Linked DNA regions of Homo sapiens: region 1 is linked to region 2. Evidence: read pairs that join two places in POLR2A ChIA-PET (ENCODE). Cell type or tissue: MCF 10A. All regions are shown on one strand.

Evidence for each region. ChIA-PET counts read pairs that join two places held together with the same protein. Peaks named below come from ENCODE experiments on the same cell type or tissue, not always from the same donor. Only the 100,000 strongest peaks of a DNase experiment are listed, where the experiment ranks them.
Region 1: POLR2A ChIA-PET joins it to region 2 with 13 read pairs; 10 of 35 experiments call an interaction of 5 or more read pairs at or near these places.

The regions. Positions count from the first base shown.
Region 1 is chr1:158,114,635-158,122,634 of GRCh38, reverse strand. No RefSeq gene overlaps it. Among named protein-coding and RNA genes, the nearest start is that of SMIM42, 9.7 kb to the left of the region's middle. RefSeq lists an enhancer at 7,380-7,429. In MCF 10A, CTCF peaks have their summits at 803 (motif pointing right) and 4,655 (motif pointing left); DNase peaks (open chromatin) are centred at 784 and 4,624.
Region 2 is chr1:157,964,175-157,972,174 of GRCh38, reverse strand. No RefSeq gene overlaps it. Among named protein-coding and RNA genes, the nearest start is that of KIRREL1, 25 kb to the left of the region's middle. In MCF 10A, a CTCF peak has its summit at 2,209 (motif pointing left); DNase peaks (open chromatin) are centred at 2,254, 3,044 and 3,494.

The sequences.
Region 1 (8,000 bases), 150 kb before region 2:
TCCTTGGGGTCCTCCATAATTTTTTTTTTTTTTTTTGAGATGGAGTATCACTCTGTTGCCCAGGCTGGAGTGCAGTGGCGTGATCTCAGCTCACTGCAACCTCTGCCTCCTGGGTTCAAGTGATTCTCCTGCCTCAGCCTCCCAAGTAGCTGGGACCACAGGTGCGTGCCACCACGCCTGGCTAATTTTTGTATTTTTTAGTAGAGACGAGGTTTCACCATATTGGACAGGCTGGTCTCGAACTCCTGACCTCATGATCCACCCGCCCAGCCTCCCAAAGTGCTGTGATTACAGGCGTAAGCCACCACGCCTGGCCTGGGATCCTCCATAATTTTTAAGATTGTAAAGGCAGACTTAAAAAGTTTGAGAACCACTGATTTAAACTCTTTAGTTTAAATTTCCTTATCTTATCCATCTCTATCTGTAAAATGGACACAACACTTACTTCACAGGATAGTTGAGGCTTTAAAAAGACACCTCATATAAAATGCCTAGGCAAGGTTTTTGAAACACTGCTTTCTCCAACATCAGCTCAGAGCAGTTCTTGGCTTTCTCTGGCATTCAGTCAAGATCTAGTGTCTGGGAAACAAAACTTTGTGGAGTACAAAGATGCTTTCCTGCCGGAAGCCAAGATCTGGGTACACAAGGTCCCATCTGTACCTGGGGAAGACCCCTGTGTCAAGAGCACCACACAGTGAGTGACAAGTCCAACTAGACACATCACAGTAAGGTGCCCATCGGCAACAGCTGAGTTCCCAGAACCTGTTAGCGCACCTGTAGCTCACCTCTCTCACCACCTGAGGGCAGAAACCCCACACAAATAGAACAGCAGAGTGGGCTCAGGACAAAAACCAAATTAAGCTCTTAAAATGGGCACTTCCAGAACAGGAAAAGTCGCTTCAGATGATGTGTCCCTTAAACAGCTGTTTTAGGAGCTGTGACATTTTCCAACCATGAGTAAACAGGGGCAGCTGACCCGGCCATGGGGATGATAAACACCAAGAATAGGGGAATAGGGGACACATCCATGCAGAGTCCCAGTTACCAGTCTTCCTTTAAGCAAGAATGATTTTCATATTGTAATGCCTGCCTAGGCTTTTTTTTTTTTAAACACTGCTACCTCCACCCCCCGAATCTCCCGAATGAGGCTGTCTTTTTTTTTTTTTTTTTTTTTTTTTTGAGATGGAGTCTCGTTCTGTTGCCCAGGCTGAAGTGCAGTGGTGCGATCTCGGCTCACTGCAACATTTACCTCCCGGGTTCAAGCGATTCTCCTGCCTCAGACTCTTGAGTAGCTGGGATTACAGGCATGTGCTACCATGCCAGGCTAATTTTTGGCATTTTTGGTAGAGACAGGGTTTCACCATGTTGGCCAGGCTGGTCTCAAACTCCTAACCTCAAGTGATCCACCCGCCTCGGCCTCCCAAAGTGCTGGGATTACAGGCATGAGCCAACGCCCCCCAGCCGAATGAGTCTGTCTTAATTCTAATTAGATACTGGAAGGAGTCAGAAGATGGACTCCTAGACTGACCTGGTCACTAATTCCCTGTGTAAGTGAGCTTCAGTTTCCTCCTGTGTAAAATGGAGAGGAAAAAAGAAATACACACATCTCATAGGATTGTAAGGAGCTAAGGAAAGAGACAGAAAGGATCTTTGTGAAGTCTAAAGTGCCCTTCAGTATTTCTTACTGTAACTGTCTCAGGCAGCAAAAGCTAAATAGTTACATCCTTTTCATACATCGGTAGATCCTTTTTAATATATGCAGAAAAAACAATATGCCTGGCTTGGGTTCAGAAAGGAGCAGTGATTTAGCAAGAGCATGTTCCTTGGAGTTTAGTTGGTCTCCTTGATTCAATTAATGCTCAATCTGAGTGAAATGGTTCTAGAAGACAGCCATACAAATGTGATTTGGGAAAAATTGTACTTTCCTGTTAATGAGTGCCTATTTAACACTTTAGAGTTTAAAAATGATTTTACCTACATTATCCCAAGTCCTCCTAAGAATACTGAGAGGAAGCTAGTCTTCTTTCTACAAGAACAGGCTGAGAGAAGTAAAGTAACCTGCTGAAGGTTTCAAAGCAAGTCAGAGGTGCAGCCAGATCTGCTGAGTCTAAGGTTTGCATTCTTTCCACTGTCTGACCCCAGAAGACACCACCTCAATTCCCAGTGAGATCATGTGGGCAGCTCTGGTCACTGGAAGCACAGCTGGAAGGCAGCAGGTGCTGAACTGCGGGAGTGGCTTTGTTCAACCCAATTTACCCAATCTGCCAGAGGAGAACCAAGAGGGCCTCTGACCCCCACTCCCTCATCCCCAGTAAATGCCACTGTTTTTTTGGTCCCAAATGAATGGTAACCCTGCCTTTCTCTGCAGCTTGAAGGGGCTGCCACAGCTCCTCTGAGGCTGGCTCCCCACTGCCACCCAGACAAATATCTCAAGCAAGGTTTCCTCACAGCTGTGTCACAGTGAGCCACACAGGAGGAACCGCACAGCGTGCAGGAGTAGGGGAGCAGGGCTCAACCGTGTGGGCAGAGGAAGAGGGGGACCTGAGACACCCTGCCCAGGGAGGCAGAGCTCACAGAGGATCGGGGTCAGGGGCACTGAAGGGTTTGAGCCCTGCTTCCAATGCTTACCCCTTAGGGCTCTTGAACAGTTCACCAGCCTGGTCCATAAAAATGGTCCCAGGTCCATAAAAATGCCCTGTATATTCCAAAAATCTCTTTGGGGTAGAACAAAGCAAAAGGTAGGCACTCATACTGTCAAATCCCCTCTGTCTGAAGAAAGGCTTTACTTGATCTCCCCAATTATCTATTCCTTTAAAAAATACCTCTAGCTTGTACTTTAAAAATTTACATTAACATGGATTTCAACCAGTTACTTCTACTCTTAACCTGGGATCCATGGATACGTTTTGAGGGTTCTTAGTACTTGGATGGGAGGATGACTAGATTTTCACTAACCTCTGAGTGAACTTAGTAGATGTTTATTACAAGCCCCAATAGTATTAGCAATACCTGTGTCTCTGTCACTAATAGAAATCAAAATGTTTCCATATTCTATCAGTTGTTGTAGTCTCTTGAAATATTGTTTATACTCATCACAACTTGGAAATTATAGTAGTTATTAGGTCTGCCACTAGATCTGGTTATTGAATGCATTATTAAAGAAGGCAGTAGATTACTATGTCACAAATTTGTTTTTTGATGCTTTCAATAACGTATTTCAGTAAGATTGGCTTCCTTTGTAATCCTATATATTTCAGCTTCTGTATTTGGAAACACTGTAAGGAGTCCACAGGCTTCACCAGACTGCCAAAGGGGGCCTGGACACAGAAAAAGTCAGGACCCCCTAACCCAAAATGCTCCTCTGAGTCCTCAGGGACCAACCAAGCTCCCAGCACCAAGCTCCTCTCTGTGCAGTGGGGCAACGGAGGTCTGAAGGATGAGTCACCTAATTTATTGAGCTCCAATAAGTACCAAGAGTTGTTATTTCGTTTAATTCTCACAAAGATCCAAAAAGATCTCAAGAGAAGAAACTGAAGCTCACAAGGAAGTGAGCAACAGCTACCCCAGCCCACCCCCTCCCACTCTGCAGTCAAGGGCCCCGCCTCCCATTCACCACCACCTCCACCCCCCACCACTCCCCCATAGAGCCCCATCTGCTAATGGTGAAAAATTGGACTGCGAGTTAGGTACAACCAGCTGTGTGACTGGGAGCAAGTCAGTCGACGTCTCTGAGCCTCCAAGTCCTCATCACCACAATGAGGATAAACATCCATTCCACAGGGTTTTATTGTGTGGGTCCAACAAGAAAGCATGTGTAAAGCGCTCAGCGTGGTGCCTGGGACCCACAGGCTGGCTCCTAAAAAGTGGCTGTCATCACTATCACTATCACAGAGCAGGGACTCAGTATATTGCATGTGTAGCTGCATTACAGTCCATTTTAGAAATTATAGGCAATCCTAAGGCCTCTCTCCCACCTCCAACAACTCTAATCAGAAATAGCCAAGGGTTTGTTTTCTTTCTCTCTGGGCATTCATGACTTCTTAGAAGCCAGATGGACTTCCCCTCCTCCACAGCAAGGAACACGCTGAAAGATGAAAGCTTCAGCGGCAGGGTCTCGAAGAGGGGAAGATGGGTGGCCGACTCCAGTGCAGGTATCAGCACCCTGGGCTCGGCTGAGCAGAATTTTTTCCCCCAAGCTCGCTGGGGGCCCAGGGGAAGATGGTGCCGCCGTGTCTCTGCGTGCTCGTGTGTAATTTATTTTCCTGCATGGTTGCAGGGAGGTGGCTGAGGTTTCACAAGCTGTACCTGACAGATAATTACACGAAGACAAATTGTGCCCTGCCTTACCCTTCTCCTAGTATGGCAACCTCCAGACTGCGTGTGTTGGGGCTGGGGGTGGGGGATATGGAAGGCAGCGGGTGCTGAACTGCGAGAGGGGAGGGGCTGGGCCAAGCTGGCAGCAAGCTGGGGCAGACTAAGGAGCCGGGAAGAACTGGGGCGAGCTCTAACTGAGGCACAAACACTTCTCAGGACTGAGTAGTGGCTCCCTTAAAGGATGACAGATGCAGGGGGCGCTGGTGCCTGGTTCAAAATTGTTTGCTTTGTGGGAAGCCAGAACCAGAAACAGACCACTCAGGGCTGCGCTGCCCCGGCACGGGATTCTCTGCAGCTCCCCCTGGGGGAGAAGCAGTGCAGAGGGTGGAGGAGACCAACCCCGCTCCTGGTTCTGATCTAGGAGCTGACAGAATTCTAGTTTCTCACCGGGTTTCTCTCATGCCCTAGATTCCTGCCCAGACTCTTTCCACTCCTACTCTCTTCTCCCTGATCCTCCCCATTTTTGTTATTGTTGCCTTGTAAGATTTTTTAAAAATGTTCCTGGGCGAAAACCTGAAAGATGGTATATACAGCCTCCAAATCTACCTTTTAAAACAGAAATTTAAATGGTAGTAATTTTCACTGTAATTTTTTTTCTTTCTTTTTTTTTTTTTTTTTTTTGAGACAGAGTCTCACTCTGTCACCCAGGCTGGAGTGCAGTGGTGGATCTTGGCTCACTGCAACCTCTGCCTCCTGGACTCAAGTGATTCTCCTGCCTCAGCCTCCAGAGTAGTTAGGATTACAGTCGCGTGGCACCACGCCTGGCTAATTTTTGTATTTTTAGTAGAGATGAGGTTTCACCATGTTGGCCAAGCTGGTCTCCAACTCCTGACCTCAGGTGATCCGCCCGCTTCGGCCTCCCAAAGTGCTGGGATTACAGGCGTGAGCCACTGTGCCAGGCCTTCACAGTAATTTTTAATTTATAATTATTTTATGTTGACCAACATAGAAGCTAATAAAAATAAATCAAGCCTATAAGCATATTCAGCTTTTTTTTTTTTTTTTTTTTTAGAAAAACAGACTGTTCCAGGAGCCCAGGGATGCTAAGGTTTTAGTTTTAAATCCTCCCAAAGCTGAAGGACAGCCTCAGCTTCCTCATCAATTAAGTGGAAAAAATACCATCTTCCTTGGAGGGAGGGCTCTTCCTGGGTGCAAGGCATACTACTTCATTTACTCATTTATTCATGGAGCATCTGTTAAGCACCAACGGAATGCCTGGCACTGGGCATGACATAATTTAGTCTGTATCATCAAAAAGAAGAGCTGAATATGTAAGAGTCCTCTGGGAGGAGCCACCAAGGCAGGAGTGATTGATGTCATCCACTGAGGGGGTCAGGGAGAGCTTCAGTGAGGAGGCTTTGTGATCAATACTTATCTCTTGGGCCATTTTCTTTAGCCCAGAGCTTGGCCTCTTCTAGTCCCTCAAAATAGATTGCTCCCTGCCAGACTCCCTCTCTCACTATATCTATATAATGTATCTCAGTCTCTCGCTCATCCTCCCCTCCGGCTTTCTCTGAAACCCCAGGCAAGATTAGCAACACATCTCTGCTCTCACAACCCCACACACCGACCTTCAGCTCATGGTGAAATTACCTGGGGTTGTATGCGGTTCCCTACAGAACCCCTGGACATAAGGGCAGGGATGGGTTCCTCCTTCCCCAGCTGCAGGCCCCCCCCAGCACAGACCAGGTTCACAACCACAGCTGAACTGACCAGGCCTCTCCTTGGACCAATCTCCTCTGGCCCTGTCCTTCCTGCTCTCCCTCCCCACTCTGTCCTCCTTCTCCATTTGGCTTCTGCTCACCCTCCTCTCTCTCCCTCTCTGCCGTGCCTCCTCCCTGCTCCTTTGTTCTCGTTAAGATCTGTAACTGAGGAAAGATTCTAGCTCCTTGTCGGGCCCATTCGTTCTCCTCTCTTGCCTGGGCCGGCTCCCTTTGAAACACTTCTCTCGCTGTGGTCCTGTGTCTTCTCTTGGCTCCTCCCTCTTTCCCCAGAGCTAAGGGCTGAGCTTTCACAGGTGTTCCCAAGCCCCACTCAGCCTCAGCAGCAACTCCATTCCTGCACAGGCCCCCACCCACAAATTCCCATCCAGGCACAGCCGAGTCCACACATATGCCCATTCGCTAACACAGATGTCACTGTGCACACACGTGCCCCCACCCAAACCTACATACCTGGGGACTGCCGGCCTTTCAGTGAGGAGCCACTTTTGCACTCCTAAAAAGGGATAAAGGACATGGATACCTTGAGGATAAACCCACAAGTTCTTTGGAGGACACCCCCTGTACTATTGAAAATTCCAGCAAACCTCAAGGAACAGGGTCCTCACATGTCAACAGGTTTGGAGGAGATTCAGCACAGGAGGACAAGGTCCCCCACAATACAGCTCTTCCCTACATTGAAAGCCATGTGTCCCGGAGGCTCCTGGTCTAGTGGTCCCTGGTCAAGTCTTGGCCTGGTCACTGCTCCTCAGATGTCTTTCTTCCAACCAGCACAGGTCCTTCTGATTCTGCCTGACACTCCCTCCCAGCTCCTTGCTCCCTGAGAGCCTTTCGACTTCTTCCGCATTGAGCATGTCACCTCTGGGGTGTCCTGAAGCTCTGGACATCAACGCCCAGCCCAGTCTCCATATTCTTCTTGTGGCTCCCCTGACATTCCAGCCCAACCCCTCTTGCCCAGATCTGTTAGATACACACCTACCCCAAGCCTTACCTGCTCCTTTTCCTTTCCTACCCCCGGCCTACTCAGCCACTCTCTTCTATAGAGAACCTTCCTAAGTCCACAAAGACACAGAGGACACTCTCTTGTTGGGATATTCTCCTTGGTCTCTACCCCTAACATAGTCATAGATTAACACAGTTGTAGACTTCTGAGTCCATGGAATACAACCTCCTTATTTTACAGAAAAGAGAACTGAGACTCGAGAGATGAGGTAAGTAACCAAGGGCCCACAGCTCAGTCATCTGTATGTAAATGGCATGCCACCACTCACTCCGTTCAGTGCTCATACACCTCTATACAGACATCTGCACGGACACATCATCCATGGCCTGGTGTTATGGTGAGGGTATGGGTGGGGGTGAGAGCTGGGAATAATTCTACACAGGACCCCTGGGAGACAGGCCAGGTATCCTCAGTTCTTTTTAATTTTCATTTATTTGTTCATTTTTTGAGATAGAGTCTCGCTCTGTCACTCAGGCTAGAGTGCAGTCTCAACTCACTGCAACCTCCACCTCTCGAGTTCAAGTGATTCTCCTACTTCAGCCTCCAGAGTAGCTGGGATTACAGGTGCCTGCCACCACGCCCGGCTAATGTTTGTACTTTTAGTAGAGATGGGGTTTCTCCATGTTGGCTAGGCTGGTCTCGAACTCCTCACCTCAGATTATCTGCCAGCCTCGGCCTCCCAAATGTGTTGGGATGACAGGAGTGAGCCACTGTGCCCGGCCCTTGGCCCCCTTTTTAAATTTTTTAAATTTTTTACTTTTTTTTTTTTTTTTTTGAGACGGAGTCTTGCTCTGTTGCCCATGCTGGAGTGCAATGGCATGATTTCGGCTCACTACAACCTCTGCTTCCCAGGTTCAAGCGATTCTCCTGCCTCATCCTCCCAAGTAGCTGGAACTACAGGT
Region 2 (8,000 bases):
AGATGTGAGAACAAAATAATGACTTAAAATTAGAAGTTATAATTAAAAGGGAAGCAGAGCATAAAACTTCTGCAAACTTACAACCCTGGATGGTAGAGAAGGAAAGAGCATTTTCAGAAGAGGAACACAAGCTGGCTGTGGAGCAAGCACTTGCTAGAGGGATTAGCATGACTAAAAGGGAATCAAGTGCTAATATCCAAGACAATGGGAAAAAGGTCTCAAAGGCATTTCTGAAATCTTTAAGGCAGGCCCTCCCATCACAGGCCAAGAGGCCTAGGAGGAAAGAATGGTTTTGGACACCAGGTGCAGGGCCCTGCTACTCTGTGTAGCCTGAGGATACAGCTCCCCACATCCTAGTCACTCAAGCTGCAGCCTTGGCTCAAAGGGGCCAAGATGCAGCTCAGGCTGCTGCTTTGGAGGGTGTCACTATAAGACTTGGTAGCTTCCACATGGTGTTAAGCCTGCAGGTGTGCAAAATGCAAGAATGAAGGAGTTTTGCCAGCTCCCGCCTAGATTCCAGAGGATGTATTAGAAAGCCTGTGTGCCCAGGCAGAAGCCTGTCACAGGGACAGAACCCCCACAGAGAGACTTTACTAGGACAGTGCCAAGGGGAAATGTGGGATTGGAGCCCCCACACAGAGTTTGCATTAGGGCACTGGCTAGTGGAGCTGTGGGAAGGAGGCCGCTGTCCTCTAGACCCATGAATGGGAGAGCCACTGGCAGCATGCACCCTGAATCTGAAAAAGCCACAGACACTTAACTCCAACCTGTGAGAGCAGCCACAGGGGCTGCACCCTGTAAAACCACAGGGGTGGAGCTGTCCAAGGCCTTGAGAGCCCACTTCTTGCATCAATGTGCACAGGATGCAGGACATGGAGTCAAAGATTGTTTTGGAGCTTTAAGAGGTAAGGATTGCCCTGCTGGGTTTCAGACTCCATGGTGCCTGTTGTCCCTTTCTTTTGGCTGGTATCTCCCTTTCAGAGTGGAATGTTTACCCAATACTGGTATCACCATTGTATCTTGGAAGTAAATAGGTTGTTTTTGGTTTTACAGACTCATAAATAGAAGGAACCTGCCTTGAGTCTCAGATGAGACTTTGGACTTTTGATTGAGTGGATGCTAGAATGAGCTAAGACTTTTGGGGACTATTGGGAAAAGATGGTTGTATTTTGCAATGTGAGAAAACCATGAAATTTAGGGAGCCAGGGTCTGAAAGATATGATTTGGATGTTCTGTCCCCTCCAAATCTCATGGTGAAATGTGACCTATAATGTTGAAGGTGGGCCTGGTGGGAGGTGTTTCAGTCATGAAGGCAGATCCTTCATCAATGGCATGATACTGTCCTTGTGGCAATGAGTGAGTTCTCACTCTGTGAGTTCACATGAGACCTGGTTGTTTAAAAAAGCCTGGCACTATCTCCCCTCTCTCTCTTGCTCCTTCTCTTGCCATGTGATACACTGACTTCCCCTTTACTTTCCACCATGATTGGAAGGTTCCTGGGGTCTTACCAGGAGCAGATGCCAGTAACATGCTTCTTATACAGCCTGCAGAACCATGAATCAAAATATGCCTCTTTTCTTTATATATTACCCAGCCTCAGGCATTCCTTTACAGCCATGTGAAATGGACTAACAGAAATACTTTGAAAAGATAAGTCCTAAACCAAGTCTTGAAAGATAAGTGATTTTTATCCAGGGGAAGAAAGAAGGGAATGGTATTTCAAGTAGAAGGGAGAATATAAATCAAATCATGGAAGCTTGAAACAGCTTGTTGTGTGTGGAAATCACAAAGAGAGCAGCATTTCTTTTCAAGAGCTGAACTGCCTGGGTGTGACTCCCAGACTCTCTGCAAGATATGTGACCTTGGGCACATTACTAAACCACTAGGTGAATCAGTTTCCCCAGTCATAAAGTGGGGAATATCATAGTGTCTGCCTCATAGGGTTGTCATGAGAAGGAAACAAATCAATTCACGTGAAGTGCTTGGGACAGTGTCTGGCACATCGTAGATGCTCAATAAATGATAGCATTTCTTATCATTGGGTGCAGACAGTGAGGCAGGGATTAGATGGAATATGAGATTGAAAATGTAATTAGCTGGATGTAGAAGGTCTTGTATGCCATACCCAGGGTTTTGACTTTGTCCTGGCAACACCAGGAGCCACTGCAGGATTGTAGGCTAAGGAACAATATGATGGGATTTGGTGTTTCAAGTGGCTCACTATGGCCACCTAGTGGAGGATGGTCAAGGGGAGGAAATTTGGAGGCAGGTTTTAGAAGACCTGGCTGTATATTCTGGCTCAACACTTAACCAGTGTATGAATCATTTCCTTCTTTGAGCCTCAATTTAATAATCTGGGAAGTAGGAATTGTAAAACATATCCAAAGGGCTGCGGTGAGGAGAAAATTAAATAACAGAATGAAAGTCCCTAACCCAGTGCATGACACATATAAATAGGTTTGCAATGAATATTTGTTTTGATTTTAATATCAGAAATCTTACAAGAGAGGAGCAAAAAGCCTCACAGTTTCCCCATCTTTATGCTCTGTCCCACCAGGCCAGCTCTCCTTGCTTCTATAAATGTGCTAGAAACAGTCGAACTGGCTCACAGACCTACACGGTGAGTATCATCCTTACTCTCTCCTACTGCACTCTTCTCACCTCCATAGCTGTCCAGTTCACCCTGATTCAGTGGTCAGAACCCTGACCTCTTTCTAAAGCATCTGCCATATCCAAGGCTAAGACCACATCCACCAGGCTGGAAAGTGGGTAAGGAAAGCTTCTGATGTAACAAGTCTTTTCTTTGTCTGCTGATTGTCATCAGAGAGCTGTTGTTTTTCAATTGACCCTCACCACATTCAATACCTGTTGTTTTACACAATCTTTTTGCAGCACCTCTGTCTTATCTCCCCTAATAGTCTGTACGATTCTAGAAGGCACAGACTGCACAGTAAACATGTCTTAGGACCTGCCTCTTGCTCATGGCAGAGGCTTGCCAGGGAATGAATCGAATGAAGAGTTGACTGATGCTCACACAGTGCTGAAAGCCTGCCAAGCTGTGAATAAGTATGAGTTGGTTTGATTATGAAAGATGGGAAATCATGTCTTCTTTTCTAGAGTGGAACATAAAGCTTCCCAGCCTCCTCAGGCTTGCTCAGGCAGAGCAGGCAGAGCTGTGACCTGTGGGCCCAGAATTGTACCCTTGATAATCTAAATGACAATCAGCTTATTAAGCCTCACAGTCCCCTGTGCAAGCTGATGAAGGAGGGTGGGCGCCTCAGTGGTCAACAACCGTTCAGGGATCTCCTCCCAACAATGGCTCTGTGCCTCTACAAGGCAGTTTGAAACACACACAGAAAACCAGCCGATTTACACACTCTTCTTCCTGCTGTTCCCTTGGCACACATTTTGTGCTGACGTGACAGCCACAGGAACAGATGTCTGTTTGGCCTCTGGGGAGGCAGAGGAAACTCAGGCCACATCTGAAGCTCCTCCCCTTCTTTCCAGGCCACCTGGAACCCAGGCCATGAGTCATGTAGGACCAGTTCAGGGATATGGTCCAGGAAGGCTACAAGGAGTGGGGGTGATGACAGTTGGAGAAAAGAATCAAAGGCGTTGGCACGGAAGGGGAAGTTGAAGGACTCTCTGGCCCAGCTCTCGGGTCATTAAATAGTATTATTGCTCCGGTTTTGTAGTGAAGTAACTGAGGCCTGAGGTGGGTGAGTGACCTGAGCGAGGCAAACGCTCCATGTGTGTAGAGAAGAGAGAAGATGGTGGCAGCTCAGGCCTGCTGCAATGTCCATCACTGCCACCTGCTTCTGACTAAAGATGTCGGTGGTGGTGATGGAGAGGGGATATTGGAGAGGATGTTGTTACCTCAGACCAGGTTAACCAGTAAAGGTGAGTGTGCATACGTGTTTGTGGGTGTGACCTGCTCTTCAATACTCAACTTCAGAGGTCCACTTCTACAGGATACTACTGCTGCTGTCACACCTAATGATAATAATAATGGTAATAACAAAGGCCAACAGAGCGATTGAGCACTTACTATGTGCCAGACATGGTGCTCAGTGCATTACACAGATTACCACATTTAATCCTCTAAGAGGTTGTTCTTATTATTCTTACCCCGTTCCATAGCTGAAGAAAACGAAAGATAAGTTTAGGAACCTGCCCACAGATATACACTAGATTCTTGGTTAGATTGGGTTGCTATGACAAATACCATAGACAGGATGGCTTAAAAATCAGAAATGTATCTCTCACAGTTTTGGATACTGAAAGTCCAAAATCAGGGTGCCAGCAGATGGGGTCCTGAGCCGCTCTTCTGAGCTTCAGAAGATGGGGTCCTGAGCCGCTCTCTGAGCTTCAGCAGATGGGGTCCTGAGCCGCTCTCTGAGCTTCAGAAGATGGTGTCCTGAGCCGCTCTTCTGAGCTTCAGAAGATGGGGTCCTGAGCCGCTCTTCTGAGCTTCAGAAGATGGGATCCTGAGCCCCTCTCTGAGCTTCAGCAGATGGGGTCCTGAGCCCCTCTCTGAGCTTCAGAAGATGGGGTCCTGAGCCGCTCTCTAAGCTTCAGCAGATGGGGTCCTGAGCCACTCTCTGAGCTTCAACAGATGGGTCCTGAACCCCTCTTCTGTGCTTCAGCAGATGGGTTCTGAGCTTCTTGCTGGATCTCTTGCTGTGTCCTCACATGGTGGAGAGAGAGAGAGAGAGAGAATCTCTTTTGTGTATTTTAGGGCACTAATCCCATTCATGAGGGATGCACCCTTATGACCTAATCACCTCCCAAAGGCACCACCTCTAAATACCATTACATTGGGGATTAGGGCTTCAGCAAATAAAGTTTTGGGGAATGCATGCATTCAGTCCACAGCAGTTCCTAGATTCACAGGACCAGAATTTGCATGTGGAGTAGTCATTAAGATTGTTCACAAATCCTTTTTTTTTTCTCTCTTTCCCCAGGTTAGAATTTTCTGTCTCAGTTGAGTTAAAGCATGACTATGGGACTTTGTCTGGCCAATAAAATGTGAGTGGAAGTGTCACTTCTGGCCAGAAGTTTTAGGAACCAAGTTATGCTCTGCCATGTTCTCTTTTCCCTTGGTCACAGCGACTGGCAATAACCTAGGTGATGTTGTGCTATCAGCCCAGGTCCTAGGGGGAGGATGATGATGGGGTTGAACAGAGCCCTCAACTGACCCTCCAGATTGCATAATGAGAAATAAACCTTTGTGGTTGTAAGCCACTGAAATTGTAGGGCTGTTCACTATCATAGCAACAGGGCTCAGCCCATCTTGACTGAATTGGAGTGAGGCTTTTTTAGCACAAAGTGAAACTCAAACCCCATATTTTGCCATCTCCTCAATTTCTCCAGCTGTCCTGGATATTCCCCCAGTGGGCTCAAGTAGCACTCTGCTATGGCATCAGTTACACTGTATGTCCAGTCTTCTTTCATTCCCGTGACCAAGCCCATTGGAGCACACTTCTGTGTCTTTGGGGTCTAAGCATCTAACACAGAGCCTAGGACACAGGACATGCTAAGTACATGCTCACTGAATGGATGCCTGTAGGAGAAGGATTCTGACACTGCAGTGTTGCCCTGCAGGACAAACTCCAAGTGGCCCAGAAGGTCAGCCCACCTTGGACCCCACATTTTTGTCAGATGACGCGGGAGACTTTTTGTTTCTGGTATCCTCATCCCTGGGGGCTCAGCCAGGTGGGTTGGCACCTGGGGTGTCTGCCCAGCTGGCTAGCAGAATTTGTATCACCGTGTGCAGACCTCAGCAGTAAATCAGCAGGTGTGAGGAATTTACCCCAGAGAGTGATCCAGCAGTGGCATGAATGAGTAATTTACAAAGCCCATTAAGGCGGCACAGAATTACTTATTTATGGGAACTTTTTGACAGATCTGCGGCTTAATCATTTATCCCTGTGAACATTTAGCCAGGGTCATTGGTAAATAATTCACTTATTACACACTCTGGAGTGGTTTATGGTACTGTGACTTATGATCTCACATGAGTTCGCAGCCGGGGAATTGGAATGTGAAGGCCGGGGAGGGGAGGGGAAGTGGAGGCCTCTGGATGCAGGCCCCAGTAGAAAGGCCGTCTGCTCTAAGTCAGCTTGATGTTACAGCACAGGAGGATTTTAGTCCCCAGTCTAACCTTTGGGGAGACAGTGAGGGAAGGAAATAGGTATTAAGAGAATGGTCTGAAAATGCTAGGTCTTAGCTCCAGGCAGAGCGAGGACAGACTCCAGCTTCACTAGCTCTCCGGGGCCTAGTGGGGAAATCTGAATGCCCCAGCCTGACATTCAAGATCCTCCAGGAACTGTCCCCATTCCTTCCCAGTCTTATCACTCATTACTTATCTCAGCAGCGCCACGGGGGCTGATATCTCACATATCTCCCCCGCTCCCCAAGAATTTGCTCGTGGCACTCCTCCTGCCTGCCTGCCCTTCTCTTCTTTTGTCTAACTGCTACTTAATATTCAGCTTTCAGCTCAAAGCCCATCTCTGCATGAAGCCTTCTTACACTACTTCAGCTACGTTCACGACCTCCATGAAGTTCTTGAAAACTTGCAAAGTACCATGCACACATGAAGCACATTACACATGCCATTGATTAGCCGGCTCCCCTGGCTAGACTAGGTGCTCCTTCAGCACCAGGACTCAGACCCCAGTGAACATGGTCCCATGAAAGTTAGCCCAGAGCCTTTCCCACAGTGAGTTAAATGAACATGGGCTGTTGTTGATGATGGTGATAATAGGAGGATGCTCATGAAGATGGCTGTCAGGCTGACTTCCTCAGCATCACACCATGGCCTCTCTTCTCTGTCCCACATGTTCCCCAGGCCCCAAAGACAGTGGAAGCAGGTGATCACATCTCTAAGGTTCCTCAAGAGTCTAACTGATACCATAAGTGGAGAGAGGCACTTATGTTGGGATGGAGGAGGAGTGCATTTGGGCCTGCTCACCAGAGAGGAGTCAAGTTAAGGGGGAAAGGAAATCCAGGTGCAAGCACCAAGCCCCACCCTCTTATTGAAGATCCATCCCAAGCCACACCTGACTTGCCCATAACCTTCCAGGAAGACCCTACAGATTCCAAATGTGTTTCCCAGACCTCTAGTTTAAGGAGATTAGCTTGACTTCTTGAGGTTTAGTCCAGTTAAATAAGGTCTTCTACCTTTGTATCAATACCAATTGTTGCCCAGATGGTAGAAAGATTTAGCAAGATGGCTTCCTCTTCCCATTGGAGTTTTTAGATCTCCAATGGGAAGACACAGGAGATAATTTACTGTCTTGCCCACCAGGAAATCCTTCCTAAAGTCTAGTCTCAAGCAGTTTTGCTATAATGGTCAAGAAGAAGCATAGGATACTGAGCAACTTGTATTCCAGGAAGGGAAAGCCTGGGCTTGCCTGAGGTGAGTTGGGAGATGAGAAAAGATAGAAACAAGGTTGTTCCTAAGCACAGTGCTCTGTTCTTCCCTAGGTCTCAGGGAATTTGAAACAGGTTTCTAATCACTGCGTAGAGTGGTCAGAGCCATATGGTTTGTTACCTTATTCACACGTTTTTATGTGCTCCCATAACAACCTTGTCAAGTAGGTATTCTTGTGAGTTTCTATTACTGACTGAATTGTGTCCTCCCTAAATCTATATGTTGAAGCCCTAACCCCAGTGTGACTATTTGGACACAGAGCCTTTAAAGAGTTAATTAAGGTGAACTGAGCTCATAGGGGTAGAGCCTTAATCCTTACAGGACTGGTGTCCTTATAAGAAGAGAATAGACATCAGATCTCTCTCTCTCTCTCTCACTCTCTCTCTCCTTCTTTTGCCTTTCACGCGCACAAAGGAAAGGCCATGTGAGGACATAACAGGAAGGCAGCTGCCTGCAACCCAGGAAGAGAGGAACCAGAACCTAACATGCTGGTACCCTAATCTTGGACTTCCAGCCTTCAGAACCATAAGGCAATAAGTTTCTGTTGTTTAAGCCACCTGGCCTG